2 separate regions of the Homo sapiens genome follow, and region 2 is linked to region 1. Evidence: read pairs that join two places in POLR2A ChIA-PET (ENCODE). Cell type or tissue: OCI-LY7. All regions are shown on one strand.

Evidence for each region. ChIA-PET counts read pairs that join two places held together with the same protein. Peaks named below come from ENCODE experiments on the same cell type or tissue, not always from the same donor. Only the 100,000 strongest peaks of a DNase experiment are listed, where the experiment ranks them.
Region 2: POLR2A ChIA-PET joins it to region 1 with 5 read pairs; 2 of 35 experiments call an interaction of 5 or more read pairs at or near these places.

What each region holds. Positions count from the first base shown.
Region 1 is chr14:89,433,946-89,436,445 of GRCh38, reverse strand. It overlaps a transcript of FOXN3 not described here. Among named protein-coding and RNA genes, the nearest start is that of FOXN3-AS1, 18 kb to the right of the region's middle. In OCI-LY7, no CTCF peak of the experiment used is centred here; no DNase peak of the experiment used is centred here; H3K27ac peaks cover 611 bases.
Region 2 is chr14:89,358,036-89,360,535 of GRCh38, reverse strand. All of the region lies in intron 2 of FOXN3 (forkhead box N3), which reads left to right. The region is part of intron 1 of FOXN3-AS3 (FOXN3 antisense RNA 3); the gene reads right to left. Among named protein-coding and RNA genes, the nearest start is that of FOXN3-AS3, 9.0 kb to the right of the region's middle. In OCI-LY7, no CTCF peak of the experiment used is centred here; no DNase peak of the experiment used is centred here.

The DNA of each region.
Region 1 (2,500 bases):
TGTGCACCCTAACATGTGACCCTACGTCACTTTGTTTTCTAGGTCACAGTTGCTTCATTAAATTAGGGGCTGGCATGACACCATGACCAAAAGTCTTCCTAAGGCTAACCTTGTAGATTTTATTTTCTTTATAAATTAACTTTTTTTTTTTTTTTTAATGAATAAACAAACCTTTTCTGGCCAGGGCTATAAAACCAAGAATGTAATTAGTAAATAAATAGCTCTGTTTAGATTATAATGATAAGTCAGGGCAGTCAGCATTGGTAACTTTCTTCCTACCCATGAGTTGTAGATTTTGATCTACAGGCCGGGCGCGGTGGCACACTCCTGTGATCTCAGCATTTTGGGAGGCCGAGGCAGGAGGATCGCTTGAGCCCAGGAGTTCGAGACCAGCCTGGGCAACATAGCAAGACCCTATCTCTGAAAAAAAAAATAATAAAGAAAAATGAGTGATGAAGGATGTGAGGGAGGAGCCCTAGGAAATGGAGTACGTAAAACCTGCTGTGCCTTTAGTCAGTGTTATCTTCTGAACAGCCAAGGCAACTTGGTTGTTCATTCAGAGGAGATCCAGGAAGGTCTGGGCAGGGCTTGTTTGCATGACTGTAGCCATTGGGAGGCTTTGCTGTAAGGCTGGTGTCACAGGAAATCTGTGAGAGGTTTAATTTGGATTCAAAGGGAGCTGGTGTTGGCAGAAGCCAGAGTCACTCTAAATGGCAGTGGAATCAGATCCCTGTGGATAGCTGAGGGTTTCTCAAGAATGAAACCACAGACCTCAGCTTTCTACTTCATCCCCTTTTTACGGAGCTGTTGGCTGGTCTCGAGATGAGATTCTAGTAGTGGCACCAGGGGAGCTTTCAAGGAAGCATCTGGGGTGGTTTGTGAGGGAACGAATGCTTTGGCTGTCGTACCACAGTCTATCTGGGAGCGCCATGGACGTGGAGATGACGTGGGTGTGGAAGATGGCAGTGAGTTAAGGGAGTATGCTTCTTCTCTGTCTCTCATGTATACAGCTTGGGTGAAGGCTCTGAGGGCCTGTGGGGGTATTGGGCTGCCATTTTTTTTTTTTTTTTTTAAGAGACAGGGTCTTGCTGTGTCACCCAGGCTGGAGTGCAGTGGCACAATCATAGCTCAGTGAAGGCTTGACCTCGCAGGCCCTAGTGATCCTCCTGCTTCAGCCTCATGAGTAGCAGGTGTGCACCGCCCAGCTAATTACAAAAATTTTTTCTGTAGAGATGAGGTCTTGCAGTGTTGCCCAGGCTGGCTTCTAACTCCTGGGTTCAAGCAATCCTCCCCTCCGCAGCCTCCCAAAGTATTGGGATTGTAGTCATAAGCCACTGTGTCTGGCCCCAGGCTGCCTTAGTAAGAGAGTTTTACCCTCTTGTCTAGGATATATGGGGGAAAGTTAATCTGATTAGCAGTACAGTGTATTCAAATTGTGCTTGGCTAATTGTTGAACGTTTATACAGAATTGACTAAGGTTGATCTGTACCTGTAACTATAATAATTCTCTGTAATACAGCTTTTGGAAAGTAGTTCTGGTGTGAGGGTCAGTGGTGTTTCTAAACTGGCAGACAATAACTACCGGAGTGCAAAGAACAAGATACATAGTTTGAAAATGGTTTCTTGTCAAATGTCTGTGCTTTGGAAGCATTACCTTCAAGAGAATCCATCAGATTTTTGTCCTTGTGGTAGTAGGACATTCAAAGAAGGTTTATTTGGTGGTTTGGGAGCAGGCAATAGGGTGAGGATTGGAGAAAAAGGAGATTATTCTGTGAGTTGAAAATGGGTACCTCTACAGCTGCTTGTTCTTCCCAAGGGTTCAGATGGGAGATGGAGATGGACTTGGAGTTCCAGGCCTGTGCTCTGGAGTGATCATGAGCTTCTTAAAAAACCTTTGTGTTTTAAGATTCTGATAAGGCCAGGCACGGTGGCTCACATCTGTAATCCCAGCACTTTGAGAGTCCGAGGCAGGTGGATCACCTGAGGTCACAAGTTCAAGACCAGCTTGACCAGCACAGTGAAACACTGTCTTTACTAAAAATACAAAAAAATTAGCCGGGTGTGGTGGCAGGCACCTGTAATCCCAGCTACTCTGGAGGCTGAGGCAGGAGAATCACTTGAATCCGGGAGGTGGAGGTTGCAGTGAGCTGAGTGAGATCACACCATTGCACTGCAGCCTGGGTAACAAGAGCAAAACTCCATCTTAAAAAAAAAAAAAAAAAAAGGCTTGCGCAGTGACTCACGTCTGTAATCCCAGCACTTTGGGACAGTGAGGTGGGGCTATCATCTGAGGTCAGGAGTTCAAGACCAGGTTGACTCCTGGTGAAACCTCGTCTCTACTAAAAATACCTAAAATTAGCCGGGCGTAGTGGCAGGCACCTGTAATACCAGCTACTCTGGAGGCTGAGACAGGAGAATTGCTTGAATCTGGGAGGCGAGGTTGCAGTGAGCCAAGATGGGGCCATTGCACTCCAGCCTGGGCGACAAGAGTGAAACTCCA
Region 2 (2,500 bases), 76 kb after region 1:
TCCCTTTTTTTCCTTCTCTCTCTCACCGTTTTTCCCTCCCTTCCTCTTTCCTTCCCCTCTTTCTCCTTCCCTCCCTCTCCCTCTCATCCTTTCCCTCCTCCCTTCCTCCCTCTCTTTTTACCTCTCTCCCTGTCTTCCTGCCTCCCTCCCTCCCTTTCCCTTTCTCCCTCCCTCCCTCCCTCCCTTTCTCTTTCTCCCTCTTTCTTTCCTTCTCTTTCTTCCCCTCTCTCTCTCCATCCCTCTCTCTTCCTCTCTCATCCCTCCCTCTTTCCCTCTCTCCTTCCTCCTTTAGGGGCAGCTGGGCCCTGAGGAGTTGAGCCAGAGCCAGGTCCAGAGGAGGAGGCAGTTTTGGCGGGAGGGGAGGGCATTTTGTGCAGTGGGGGCAGAAACGCAAGGCCAGTGTGCAGGGGCCCCGGGGAATTAACTGGGCACTCATAGTGAAATAAACCTAGGCCGTTTCCAGGAGAAGCCTTCAAGCCTGCCAGATCCTGGGAGACCGTGGCATATGCTGGACAGAATGACAGCTTGATGAGGAGTACCAACTCTAGGCCACCTCTCTATAAAGTTACAAGTATCTTTTGGTGATGAGGAAGTGGACCATATCCGCTCCAGTTCCCACCATGAGCTCAAGGATCCGTGAGAGAACAGTGGCCTCAGAGGCCCAGCTGCCCCAGCCAGGGAGACCCTTCTCTTATCCACCTCTGCCCACTCCAGCTTTATTCTCTAAGTCAGGCTGTTGCCCTGTCCTGCTCCCTTGCAGTATCGGGGTCAGGGCCTCTCCTCCTTAAGGAAGGAGGTGGCAGGTGGTAAGCCCTTTGGGGCAGGACCTCTCTAGGAAGCCCTGGACTGCCATACCGGCCGGAGCATCTCTCAGTGTGCACGAAGACATGACTCAAAGCAAGTAGCTTTCTCAAAGTCCCATGTCCTTCTTGGCACTACTCCAGTGGCTGGCTCTTTGCTTTGTTCTATTTCGATCCTTCCATTTCCACCTCTATCTTAGTGCATCTGAGACAAAACGCTTCTTTTGGACCAAGGAAATTAACATCAGACTATGGAAAACAAATAGTCATGTGCAATTTTTTTAGATGAAATCTGCATGATTTCACAATTTGACAAGTACCTATTCCATCAGGCAGGCACTGAATGGTTTGGAGCTCAGTGTCAAGGAAAGCTGGCTATTTAATATTTTGTTGCCATCATAATAACAAGAGCTGATTTTTTTTTTTTTTAATTTTATTTTGAGATGGAGTCTCGCTCTGTTGCCCAGGCTGGAGTGCAGTGGCGTGATCTCGGCTCACTGCAACCTCCACCTCCTGGGTTCAAGCGATTCTCCTGCCTCAGCCTCCCAAGTAGCTGGGATTATAGGCACCTGTCACCATGCCCAGCTAATTTTTTGTATTTTTAGCAGAGACAGGTTTCACCATGTTGACTAGGCTGGTCTCAAACTCCTCAGGTGATCCTCTGCCTTCCAAAGTGCTGGGATTATAGGTGTGAACCACTGCACCTGGCCCGAGAGCTGATATTTATTGAACTGTTACCATGTGCCAAGCAAGCACAATATTATCTCCTTTAATCCTCACAACAATCTTGTGAAGCAGGTATTATTAATTCACTCCCATTTTATGGATGAAAAATTTGAAGCTCAGAGCAGTTATGTATTTTGCCCAAGTCCACACAGCTGAGAAATTGAAACAAGACTCAGACTCGGGTCTGTCTGACTCCAATGTCCATGTCAGCCAAGTAAGGGCTCCCCTTTGAAAGCACAATAATGTGTTTCTCACTGACCCCACACATGGGTGGTACTGGCCTAGAACAGAAAGCTGGCTGTGTTGAAACTGTGAAGGAGTTGGAGACATGAGGACCCATGTATTCTAATTAATCTGTAATCACACGTTCCCAAAGCATAGAATGATGGGCCTTTGGGATGATTTCATCTCAGCACCTAATTTATAGATGAGGAAACTAAGACCCGGGGTGGGGAGTGAGCTGCATGTATGCCATGATTACTCAAGGCAGTGATGGTAGGTGCAGCCCAACCAGGTATGTGTTCTTATTACGGATGGGGTAACTTACTCTAGTCCGTGTCTGTATCCCCCAATGGGGGTCTTCCTTTTCGACCTTGGAGCACTTGACTTAGGCCATCATCCACACCCCACCCATCCCACAGGACCCAGCCCAAATCCCTTAACCCTGAAAACTCCTTCTCTGGTTTTTAAGTTTCCTAAAACTGGGAGTTGTGAGTCTCAGTCCTGGGTACCAGTATTGGAGCTGTAGGGCAGTGGGCAGTGAACTATGGATAATGTTTTTGCAAATAAGGTCTTACTGAAGCCCAGCCACGTTTATCTGTTTACATTGATGGTTGCTTTTGTGCTATGATGGCAGAGTTGGGTTGTTGCAACAGAGACCATGTGACCTACAGAGACTATAGAATGTACTTTGAGAAGCCGTTGGACCTGGCCATGCATTAGAGGACCTGGTAACAGAAAGAGAAGTTGTTTAA